2 separate regions of the Homo sapiens genome follow, and region 1 is linked to region 2. The links are chromatin contacts, found by Hi-C or POLR2A ChIA-PET in ENCODE. All regions are on one chromosome and are shown on one strand. Each heading gives the region's core, a stretch centred on a gene start or an enhancer-like site at or near the end of the contact. The rest is flanking DNA. Distances are from core to core; before and after follow the strand shown. Region 1 has its middle 150 kb from the start of SMLR1. Region 2 has its middle 200 kb from the start of SMLR1.

Region 1 (6,583 bases), core at 3,981-6,480, 50 kb before region 2:
TAGGTCTTATTATCTTTACTTACAATAAACATAACTGAATTATTTCAGATTAAGTTAATATCAAAATAGTTCCTCAACCTTCCCAGAAAAACAGGGATGAATTTCAGCACTTATGACTCAATGCCTTTATGACCTATTCCTGTTATTGTTGTTATTATTTCACCATCGGGCTATTTATATCTTAGTGTGGGATGACTTAGGAAAATATTTCCCTAAGGTTTTTGGTCTCTCAATTAACATCAAACTGTTTGAGTGAAGTTTCATTGCCAGAATTCCCCAAACTACCAAGAAGTTCTATTCAGATTTTTCTAACCATAAATGAGCCTGTTTAGTGTTTCCCATGACCATATATCAAGATATTTTCAGTTTCAGGCTGGACTAGTACACAAAAGGACTTAAAAGCCACAAAGGAAAATCTGCCACCCCTTATGGCACTAGAGTTTTCAGATAAAATTTCTATAAAATGCTAGTTTGTATCTTAATGAACGTTAGACTGTTCTAATTATTTGGAGTCACATTACTATTTATCTTGTGGTAACGAAAGATTCCATTCAGATACAGTTTTTTTTCAGGGTACACCAGAAATTCTTAGCAGTGTTTCAGCCTTTAAGGAGAGGGAAGGGAGATTACTTTTTCCTTTTTGTACTATTTAAAGATATCCATGTATTACTTTTATAAAGTTTAAAAATGTACAATACTCATGTAAAGAAGTGAAAAATGCTTTGGGAGGCTGAGGTGGGCGGATCACTTGAGGCCAGGAGTTTGAGACCAGCCTGGCCAACATGGTAAAACCCTGTTTCTACTAAAAAAAAAAAAAAATACAGAAATTAGCTGCGCGTGGTGGCACATGCCTATAATCCCAGCTACTCGAGAGGCTTGAGGCATGAGAATCACTTGAACCTGGGAGATGGAGGTTGCAGTGAGATGAGATGCCCCTGCACTCCATTGAGCTACAGAGTGAGACTCTGTAAAAAAAAAAAAAAAAAAAAAAAAAAAAAAAGTGAAAAATGAGAATTGTAAATTCATCTTCAGGCGATTCAAGAATATGTTGTGATGAAGGATTTTCCAGGCAGCCTATATCTACAAGTTCAGACTAGTCTGAGAAGTAAGAATTAGAGCTGCCGGGCTACCATCAAGCATCCAATTTTCTGAGTAATCAACTTGGCAAGAAAGTAAAAATGAAGGGGTGCTCATGGTGAAAGTGACGAGGGAAATCAGCACTTTCACATTCAAAAGAATGTATGTCAGATATTCTAAAAGTTAAAATCACAGCTAACAAGAATATCCTTAATGATTTATTCCCTCAATAAATCACTTTGTTCTTGTGAAACAAATGCTGCAATGTACTTTCTTTTTAAATCTATGTCTCTGTCTCCTTTTGGCTGAATATTTTAACTCAGTTTTGCTCTTACTGCCTTAGTTTTCTAAATGCACATTTGAATCATTGTTCAATGGCAAAAGTCATATTACAAAGTGTTCCACGTCTGTGGCAAGGCTAAGGACCACAATTCCTGGGAACTGGAGTTGCACTTTAATCCCTCAAATTAGGGAGGAAAGGCACTGCTTACCCTGACATGAGAAAATGCAAAGTTATGATGTGGAAATAATCTTCGGGCACTTACTGAAGGGTTTATCAAGTGAGTAATTTGTAAAAGCTATACACATAGTATTAATGTTAGTTGAGTTTACCTCTGTACCAGGCCCTGTGCTAAGTAGTTGTATTAGTCAGGGTTCTCCAGAAAAACAGAACCAGTAGGATATGCATTTATCTATCTATATAAATATATATGTGTTAGTTATATAGATACATGGGGATTAATTATGAGGGATTGGCTCAAGAGATCATGGAGGTTGAGAAATCCCACTACTTGTTGTCTGCAAGATGGAGTCCAAAGAAAGCCAGCGTTGTACTTCCAGTCCAAGTCCAAAGGCCTGGAAAACAGGGGAGCCAATGTGTAACTCCCATCTAAGTCTGAAGGCCTGAGAATCAGTAGCTCTGATGTCCAAGGGCAGGAGCAGATGAATATACCAGCTCAAGAAGAGAGAATGAAATCACCCCTCATCCAACTTTTGTTCTTTTTGAGGACTCAACAGATTGGATGATGCCTACACATATTGGTGAAGGTGATCTTCTTTACTTAGTCTGTTGATTTAGATGCTAATGTCTTCTGAAAATACCTTCATAGACACACCCAAATATAATGTTTTACCAGCTATCTGGGCATCCCTTATCCCAGACAAGTTGACACATAACATTGACCATGAGAGTGCTTTAGCTGCATTATTTCCTTTCATCTTTACAAGTGATGTGATGGGAGGTTTTTATTTTCCTTATTTTATAGATGAGTTGAGAATCCCAGAGGAATAGTAACTTGTTTTAAGGTCACGTAATTAGCAAATGGCCAACCTCCAGGGTCTTAAAATACATAAAGACCCAAGCAAAAAACATTTTAATTTCTACCAAAGTTATTCATGCCCTTCCTCTTCCTACATCCCTTCTCTCTCATTCTTGTATTCTCCCAAAGTAAACTCCTTATTGTTCCTACATCTTTATTTTTTAGAGGACAAAACTCTTTAATTTCCCTTGTCTTTTCTCTCATATTTTCTGACTATCTTTTAGCTCTATATTCTGGGGGTTTAAAAAATTGTGTTCACTAATTATATTGGATATTTCTGCTGAGTTATTAAAATGTAACTAACCAAACTTAATCTTTCAGATGTATGGCAGACAGACTCTAAGTTGATCACTCCGTGATACTGCCTCCTGATGTTCATGCCTCTAAATGTGGACAGGCTGTCATTTGCTTCAAAACAACAGATAGGAAGCCACTTCTATGATTATAATATGTCATGTAATATTTCATCTTGCTGGTTGACTTCCTCTACAAACTTTCCTTACTGGCTTGATGAAGTAAGTGGTACTGTTGGGGAAGCTCTCTTTGGAAGGAACTGTAGAGAGACTTAGTAACAGTGAACAGCCTCTAACTGATGAAAACAGGCTCTAGAGGATGGAAGGTGGCCTTAGTCAAGTCAGCAAAGAGTCAGAGCTCTTAGTCCTACAACCAAAAGGAAATTAATTCTGCAACAACCCCAGTGAGCCCAAAAGTAGACTCTCCCCCAGTGTGTGTATGTATGTATGTATGTATGTGTGTATGTGTGTGTGTGTATTGAGGCCTGGTCTCACTCTGTAACCCAGGCTGGAGTGCAGTGGTGCAATCTTGGCTCACTGCAACCTCCACCTCTGGGGTTCAAGCAATTCACCTGCCTTAGCCTCCCGAGTAGCTGGGATTACAGGCACGTGCCACCACGTCCGGCTAAATTTTTGTATTTTTAGTAAAGACAAGGTTTCACCATGTTGGCCAGGCTGGTCTCAAACTCCTAACTCAAGTGATCCACCTGCCTCAGCCTCCCCAGTTTAGACTCCTGATGAATATGTGGCCCAGTCAACACCTTGACTGCAACCTTGTGAAACCCTAAACAGAAGGCTCAATTGAGCTGTGGCCAGACTCCCAACGTGCAGAAACTGTTACACAACAGATAGGTATTGTTATAAACTGCCATGTTCATGGTAATTTGTTATGCATTGTTATGCAATGATGGATAACTAATACAAGAAGGTTTTGTTCTTTTTTCATAATATCCTGTTCATGTTTTATGGCTCATCTTTTAAAAAGCATATACATTTGAATATTTCTTAAAAGTTTTCTTCTTTTTCCTGAATTATCTCTATTTCTTCCAGTGTCATTTTTTATTTATGTTATTGATTTTCTTTACTGCTGCTAGTTCAATACCTGGTAACCATTGCTTATGCACTTGTTTTAAGTCAGAAAGACTGCATATATTTGAGTTTTCTCTGCTCTTGTTTAAGATTTCCTACCTCAAAATCTCTCTTCTCAGTATGAATTCTGTCTAGAAACTCTGTGTGGTGTTGACTAATAGCATTTGTGTTCAGGTAAATGTGTAAGAAGTCAGTTGTTAGGCTACAGAGGTTCACATGTTAGAAAGAGAGAGTTTTCATTTTGAGTCACTAAGCTAAAAAGTTTAATTATCTTCAAATGTTTTATTCAGTCTTTAGGGGAAAATGCTAACAGACTTTGCTTTAGATGCAGGATTTGGGGAGGAGGATGAAAGTGTAACTTCTCACTTCCATCCTGCAGGAGTTACAACAGGGCATTTCTTGTCATCTATACTGCTGCCTCCTCATAATTATGTCTGGGCTGTGGACCTCTTTGGTCATTTCATCTATCTGTAAGTTTTTGTCCATCTTCGGTTTTCCAGAAATGTTGTGAAGTTTTTCTGTCCATTATAACGACTCCTCCTGTTCTCTTGGCTCTCCTTTTTGTACATTTGTTTCAGAGGGGATAATAGTCAGCAAGGGGTGACTTAAACAACAGAAATTTATTTTCTCACAGTTCTGGCGTCTATAAGTCCAAGAACAAGGTGCTGCAGGGTTGGTTTTTGGTAAGCCCTCCCTCTTTGGATTGCAAACAGTCACCTTCTCACTGTGTCCTCATGTGGACTTTCCTTTGTGTACATGTGCTCTTTGTGTCTCATCCTTTTCTTATAAGGACACTAATCTTACTATATTTATGGTTCCACTCTCATGACCTCATTTAATCTTAATTACCTCCTTTAAGGCCCTATCTCCAAATATAGTCATCTTGAGAGTTGAGACTTCAATGATTTTTGGGGAGACACAGTTCAGTCCACAATAATGAAGAATCTCAAGGAGTTTACCCACTGACACTGAACTAAAAGGCAATCAACCCCTTTGTTTAAGAACACTGTGTTGTGTTGCTGAATTGTTTTGAAGTCTGGAACTCTTTGGATAACTGCTAGAATCCTTAGAAGAGTAGAGCTATTTAAAAGGAGCAAAACAACAACAAAAAGCACATGAGCCACAAAAAATGCATGACTGGCAGAGCTGCTGTCTTACTTCAACTTGGGACATAAAAACAGAAGAGGAAAATGACCAGATCAAAGAAAGTGAAGGCATGTGGCCTTCCTGGAAAACAGTGTGGGCAGCAGGGTGGGCAAGAGCAGCTCAAAGATTTTCTGGGTGTAGGCTGGGGAAGTGGGAGCCAGGAGCCAGCAGCTGGAAAAGGCAGCAGGTGCTGGAAAATCTTGATATTTTCTGTGAGCCAGAAGAAGGGATTTGGAAGTGCTGCATTCCAGGGAGCCAGCTGGTGGAGCCAAGTCACAAATTTCTGCTCTTTTCTTTCTGAGGATGACCCTCTGTGGCTCTTGGCTGGTAGCCTGAGAAACACCTGTTGCAGTTATTAGGGCCCGGGGACTTGTTTGGGTTGCTTAAGCTTAGAGACTAGATAGTTACCATCAATAAAAATAAACTTATCTTGGCCAATGGAAGACTCCATTAGCTGACATCTTTTAGTAAAACTCATTTCCCTCCACAAAAGAGTCTGCTGTTCAGGTACATATTCCAAATCATGCCTCTAATATGAAATAATGTCTTTTAAAGCAATAAACAAATTAAATAAAACACATTAAGGGGATAAGATGCTCTGGACTATAAAAATAGCTGATTGTTTTCACTTATTTCCTAGCAACACTCTTGTTTTTCCATTTCAAGCTTAGTGTTCACAAGTAGCTTCAAATTATGATGTTTTCTCTCTTATATAAATGCATTAATTCACAACACCAATTTATCTTTAATTGATCATAGTTGGGTATTGCTAGAATCCTAGAATGCTTTTCAAGGGGATCAAGTTTCAGTTTTTACAGTTTAAAATCATAGCTAATTTTGTATATAGAAAGAAGCAAAGGAGGCTATCCAAATTCTTTTAATAAGTTGGAATTTTGTTGTAAATATTTCTTAAAATATTTGTGTAACCTCTTAGAATTTTCAAATAGCCTTATTTTTACAGGGATCAGTAAATATAAAGATATTTTGGGTATTTTATCTTCACAAATTTCTAAATGTTTTTACTTTTCTGCCCTTATAACTCATCTGGCACTTTAATAAAATCAGAATATATAATTTTTCTATTTGGGGTGCATATCCTAACTCTCCAGTGATATAGTTAGTTCTTTGAGGGAACAGGTTATACCAATTGAGCTTGGAACTCAATAATCAATGTTTGTTAAGCACCAGTACATGCTACATTCTGTGCTTGGTACGTGAGGCACAATGACACGTCATTTGTGGTTTGCATCAGTCATTCACAGCCGGAGTGGAAAGATAAACACAAAGAAAGATAATTTCAGTATAATACAAATCTCAAGATGGATGCAAAGGTCAGCAGTTCTCAAATCTTTGGGTCTCAGTACCTTCTTACATTCTTAAAAATTATTGAGAACCCCATAGAGCTTTTGTTTGTATGAGTTATAATTGTCAATCTATCAATCAGAAATTAAAACTGAGAAATTAAAATGTTTATTGATTAAAAATAATAAACCCATTGTCCATTAATAGAAGAAACATATTTTATGAAAAATAACTACATTTTCCAAAACCAAAAGATTATTGGTAAGAATAACATTATTTTACATTTTGGGAAACCTTTTTATTATTTAGATTAATAAAAAACAATTTAAGATTTAGATTAATTAAAAAAAACAGTTG
Region 2 (6,448 bases), core at 2,534-5,033:
TTTGCTCTTCTTTCTGTCTTCCTTTTCCCTTCCTTTTTCCCTCCCTCCCCCTCTCTCTCCCCCATATCCCCACTTTCTTTCTTTCTTGACAATTTTTTATCTGTTCAATATTTTCAGCATCTTGTGGTTCCAGGGAAAAATGATTCATGCATCTGTTTCTCAGTATTTCAGTCTCACAGATCAGAGTGTATGGTTCTATGTTTGTGAAGAAATAAAAGTCTATAAGAACAAGAATCTATTCCATTTACAACTTTACATGAGTAAAAGAAGTTTCAAAACCAAGCCTACCAAGTCCCAAATTGCAATACATCAGCTGAGGAGTTCTTGGCTACTACAGCTTTTTGTAAAACACAAATAGTACAAAAATCTGTGGTATACCAACCTTGTTTAAGATGTCTAGCAATTCTCCTTGCCTTGGATCTAAATATATATGTGAAGTCCACGTTCACCTCAGTGTGTGACTAGGGAAATTTCCACATGAGAGGAGGTTTTTCTTTGATTTAGGTATCTTCAAAATATAATAGAAAATTGTTCTTTAAATCATAAATTATCTTTAAAAGAAGAGTGTTCTTTAAACTACTAATTAAGACACCTTTCATTCAGATTGACTAAGAACTCCCACCTAGAAGACAGTAGAGTGTAACAGCTAGGGCAAAATTAGGAATACCACCTCACTGGAAACAGTGATGAAATAAGGCATTATATTAGGTTGGTGCAAAAGTAATTGCGGTTTTGCCATAAAATTAACGGTTAAACCTGATTCACCATGGGCTATCATCCATCAGAGCTGGATTTAAATTCCATGTCCTCCTCAGAGCCGCGTCTGATCTACCAAAATCAATTCCTCCCACCCTTATAATTCTAGCTGCTTTCTCTTACAGGCATTGTTACATTTTGCCCTCTGTTAAAAAATTATTTTATTCATCTCTGAATCCTCAGTATATGAGTGAGCATGAGAGGCAAAGTCGTCAATATAAGCATAAAGGGTCAGGGTTGCTGGAGGGACAGTGACCCTGCACACTCTGGTGCACACTTGCAGGTTGGAGGCGGCCCTCTGGGCCCTGAACTAAGAAACCTAGAGAGTCCCAAATTTGAGAAGAGGTTTTCCGGAGGTATTTGCTTTTCATTTACGCCCCTTTTCAGAAGTCTTGCTAATTTCAAGCAGTGTACTTTATAGTTTCTTGTGAAAATATTTTCTCAGTAGTATTTTCTGTCATTAGTCCAAGTAAGATTAATTAAAATACATGCATGTTTGGCCTTGTTAAGCAGTTTTGAGACAGATTATTCTAAGATTAAATCTGTCATGTTTAAAGCAAGATCACAGATAGAAATTGTATACTTTATTGATCAACTGTATAGTGTGTTAATATGGCTTTTAATTGATCCTTCTGAAAAAGGGAGGTTACCAGAAAGAAAACATTATAGTTATTCTTATCACCCTCTTCCCCATCCCATGAAGTTTTAGTGGGATCTTTGAATCACAAGTTGTCATGGATTCAGTTCTTTTAATTTTTAAATTTGCCACACATGCCTTTCAATGATTGACATCCCATCGCTCATTACAGGATGGCTACCAAGTCTGGAAACATGGATAAATTCACAATTGATGAATTATTGATATTACATTAAGATATGTGATAAATAATACACATTTATTTCTAGACTTTGTGGTCACCCTCTATAATGAATATTTTTCCAAGTATAATAAACACATTGTTCAAACTGTTCTTAAATCCAATTATAGTTCTTCAAGACATGTATTTATTTTCTGCTACTACTTTTGCAAATGTCACAGGTGTAATATGTGTTTTTTAAAATTAAAGTGAGCATTTTGATACACATTTAAACTAAGGCTTATTTTTTCCTGAATACTAAAGTAACACATGCCTATTGTGAGGAAATTAAAAAATATAAGAATGTACGAAGAAGGGGGACTGTCTTGTATAGTGAATTACCAAGTAATAATCATCACTTGTGTAAGTATAGTTACAGTATTTTTCTATGGGTATATTTTTTCATATTTAGGATTATATTTTTATAAAATGTATACACTTTTTCTTGATAATATGTCATAAATATGTTTCCTTATAATTAAAATACTTTGCAGGTATACTTTTAAATTCTTACATAGTTGTACACAATATAGGATATGTATATTTCATAATCAATTTAAATATTCCTCTATTTTTGAACATCTAGGTTGGTTCGGACATTTTACTCTTATAAAGAACATAGCAATAATGATCTTTGTATGTAAAACTTTCCTGGTCTAAAGCATGTACATATTTTTAAGGCTCCAAGTAAAAAATGCCAATGCATTTTTTTTTTAGCAAGATGGGACTAATTTATAATTCTACTAATTCTAATACTGAGAGTACTAACATAATACTACTAATACTAATGCCAAGAATAAATGATATTTATATTAAAAATAATATATTTATAAAATAGTGTCAATTTATTAAAAGAAAGATAACACCTTGTCAGTTTAATTGATAGGTTGAACACTTTTTTCTTAAATGTACTTGCTACTTATATTTCCTTACCTGTGAATTTCTTGCTCATGTCTTTTGTATAATGATATTTTGGTGGTCATTTATCAATTTAAATTAAGAATGCAACCCTTTGCAATATTCATCATAAATATTTACTCAGTTTTATATGTTTCTTAATTTTTGAATGACACTTTTTAGATACATATATTTTACATTTTTAGGAAAGCAAATACAGTGATTATTTTCCTTTCTGATACCTTCCAATGCTTTCAAGTTTAGAGAGTCCTCCTGATCGAGAGATCAGATCTTCGTCTTTTAAAAAATTAAGTTAAATTAGAATTTACACAGAACTGTTCACTCTCCCATAACTTAATTTGGAATGTGTTTTTAAATAAGATTTGGAAACTTAAATAAAGTCTTTGAGCTTAAGTAAAAAATAATATGTAATGATAAATTTCTGATAGCGCTTGATGATTCTGATCAAATGATCAAATTCATCTAGCCAAATTTGCATTGTCTATTTTAGACTTTAAGGACCAAATTATGTCCATATTCTATAGATCTTTAGAAGTAGAATGAGTTTTGAAGAAAAGTAACTGCGAGGGCAGTTATTAGGTGCTCTGTCTGAGTCCCGTTTCTAAGCTTGTTTGCAGCTATTGCACTTGATTTTAGAGTGAAGCTCTGTAGTTATTATTGGGCAAGCTGAACTAACGCAGTGGTGAGTCAATGGTCACTGTTCTTGCAGACATGAAATGAAGCTTAATTTTCTGAAGAAGCCACTGTCACTGATGTGAAATGGCATTCTAGTGACATTTTCTTCTCAGAAGTTAGTGCTGCTGCCTGTGTTCTGAAATTTAATCTGAGGCCCAGTGGGCAAGTGCTCCGACAGGAGTTAAGAATAATGAGTCATCCCAAGTGCCAACATCTGTTTCAAGTTGGAAATTGATGCACTGTTATTTAAAAACAGGGCTTCTGGCTTTTCACAAATGAACAATTAGCATCTCACTGCTTTAAGAATTTGAAAAATGTTTTTATTTTGCCATCTTATAACTGACTATATAGTGGTGAAATTCTCAAAATTATTTTGAATTTGTGGGAAGAACATTAACGTTATTTGCTTTCTGAATCATTTTTCCCTGGAAATTGAAATTAATTTAAAGGAAATTGTATAGGTCCAGGCACATTTTCAATGAGTGTCACTGAAGATGACAGTTTTATGTGACTAAATTTATGACTCTATGACTCAGACCAGGAGTTGTTTCTTTGGTTGGTAAGGCTAAGTCCCAACCTCAGACCCTCTGGGGCCGAGGTTATAGAATGACTATTGTACAGATGGAACAAGAGTGGGAAATAGTCCCAGGCAGGGAATGGCATCTCCATTTCATGATGAACTTCCTGTCACATTTTATTTCCCAGGTAAGTGGCAGTAATCATAACACTTTAATGAAGAAAATAAACCTTAGGCATGGAAAGATTCCAAATATTTGTATAAAAAGTGAAATGTCTACTTAATTACCCAACCACTTTTAAATAGTCAGGTTTGAGGTATTATGCAGATGAAATGTTTGAATTAATCTCTTTGTTTTTATGTGCCTGTAGTCTTAACATGGCAGATTAATAAATATTTTTATTGATTCTATTCTTGATTGACAACTTATTATTTTCATAAATATGGATTAACTGTGAGAAAACCGAACTACTGATAACTTCAGATAATGAGTTCTGTTTATTATCTTCAGCACTCCCTATCACTCACTTTACCTATTCCACTGTAAATATCTTAAGAATATTCTCAGGGGCCGGTCACGGTGGCTCACACCTGAAATCCCAGCACTTTGGGAGGCCAAGGCAGGTGAATTGCTTGAGCCCAGGAGTTTGAGACAAGCCTGGGCAACATAGTGAAAACCCACCTCTGTGAAAAATACAAAAATTAACAGAGTGTGGTGGTGCACACCTGTAGTCCCAGCTACTTGGCAGGCTGACTTGGGAGGATTGCTTGAGCCTGGGAGGTGGAGGTTGCAGTAAGCTGAGTGACAGAGCAAGACCCCATATCAAAAAAAAAAAAAAAAAAAAAAAAAAAGAATATTCTTAGAAATCTAGTTTGTAGAGAGAAAAATTCTAAAGCTCCAAAATAATTATCAACTTCGCTATCTAACTTCAATTACTGTAAAATCTATTTTATTAATTACTGGTTAAATTTGCTCTAAATTATTCTAAACAAAGGATTTCAATACTAGCAGCTGTGAATTAAGCTTCAGGATCTAGAATTCATTTCAAGATGTGTATATGCTTGTTTGTGCACATTGTACCTTTTTCCTTTCACTCATTTACAGGTATTAAATTCCCTAAGGATGTTCCAGAGAAGTTTCCATTATTCTTTCAGCAGTTAGAGAACTGCTTCCAGCTGAGCACCAGCTTATCCCACCAGCAGGAAAAAGTTTGTTCTTCCTATTATTCTAGCCGTTCACTCATCAATCTTGCTTTAGCAACTTGTTGGGCATGAAAAATTGGTTAGATGAAAGTATTCTCTTGCTTTTGGTATATTTGTTGTCTTACAGGCAGCAATAACAATGACAACAATAAACAGAAAACTAGAGAATTTTGAATATATGCTCTCTCAGGAAAAGTCTGAAAGAAAAAACAGTTATTTTTGGTGTGTTTTAAGAAGCAGCAGCGAGTGTTAACCTTAATAACAAGCAGAGAGACGCTCTATAAAAGAAAATATTTATTTTCTTGAAATAGGGCATTGCAAAGGGAATATGTGTGCCACAGTAAACTATGTGCGTATTCAGGAAGGTAAAAGAAGACCAGGATTTTTAAAAGAAAAATGATAAAGTTTACATAATTGTTTTAAGGTAATTATCCTTGGCTAAAAAAGTCAATAACCTTGCTGGTCTGAGGTTGGACAGGTAGTTGCTGGGCAGATGTCCTTGCAGAAGTATATTTTTGTGTAAAGTTGCCATGGCCTTTGTGCAAAGTTGTGGTTTTGCAGCGTCTTTTGTGATAGTTCTTGCTATTAGTCATTTATGCATGAGAACCCTTCCTTCGTGGACTTTCCCAGCTCTATTTGCCAGAATTTTAAACACAATTTACTCCATTTTGACTCTGACAATGTTCACAGGAGTGTGGGCATTGAAGCAGACTAATACTCTAATTTTTCTAGGTTCAAGATTGAATTTAAATTGACTTAAAATATAAAAATGAAATTATCATTTTTGGGGGATCTGTACAAAAATGCTATTTGTTTCTTTCAAAGGATACTTGGAAAATAAATCTGAAAGTCAACATTTATAGATTTTTCTATAGCTAGTGGAATTATCTGTTTGCAATCCAAACATCTCTGGGGAATTAAAGAAATTAAGGAAACAACCCCATTTACAATGGCTATAGAAAGGACTCAGGAAATGACTTAGCCAAGGAGGTGGAAGACTTGTACATTGAAATTTAGAAAACAATGATGAAAGAAGTTAAAGCAGACACAAATAAATGTAAAGATATCCCATGTTCATGGATTGGAAGAATTAATGTTAAAATGTCTGCACTACTCAAAGTGATTTATAGATTCAATGCAATCTCTATTAAAATCCCAATGGCATTTTTCAAACAAATAGGAAAACAATCCTAAAATTCATATGGAACACATGACCCTAAATAGAGGGATTTCCAGCAAGAAGGGCAAAGTTGGACGTATTGTACTTCCTGACTTCAAAATATATCCCAACACTATAGTAATCAAAACAATATGGTACTGGCATAAAAAAAAAACCAGACAAATAGATCAATTGGAACAGAATAGGAAACTCAGAAATAAAATCAAGCATATAACATCAACTGATTTTCAACAAGGGTGCCAAAAATACACAATAAGGAAAGGATAGTCCCTTCAATAATTACTGTTGGAAAAACTGGATAAACACATGCAAAAGAATGAAATTGGACTTACAGCATGCACA

Evidence for each region. Hi-C counts contacts between places; a loop is a spot of excess contacts on that map. ChIA-PET counts read pairs that join two places held with the same protein, here RNA polymerase II (POLR2A). Pooled maps may share reads with other maps.
Region 1: a loop to region 2 is called in a pooled map, with 3 times the contacts of the local background. The contact joins two enhancer-like sites. A Hi-C loop is called at or near these places in 1 of 37 single-sample maps with no recorded cell type and 8 of 50 pooled maps. POLR2A ChIA-PET finds 5 or more read pairs at or near these places in 1 of 52 experiments (H1).

What each region holds. Positions count from the first base shown.
Region 1 is chr6:130,674,883-130,681,465 of GRCh38, reverse strand. No RefSeq gene overlaps it. Among named protein-coding and RNA genes, the nearest start is that of SMLR1, 150 kb to the left of the region's middle. Within about 2 kb of position 5,230, at least 2 of the 41 ENCODE cell types and tissues checked have a DNase peak (open chromatin) inside an H3K27ac peak, as active enhancers do.
Region 2 is chr6:130,623,331-130,629,778 of GRCh38, reverse strand. No RefSeq gene overlaps it. Among named protein-coding and RNA genes, the nearest start is that of SMLR1, 200 kb to the left of the region's middle. RefSeq lists a silencer at 3,301-3,595. Within about 2 kb of position 3,783, at least 2 of the 41 ENCODE cell types and tissues checked have a DNase peak (open chromatin) inside an H3K27ac peak, as active enhancers do.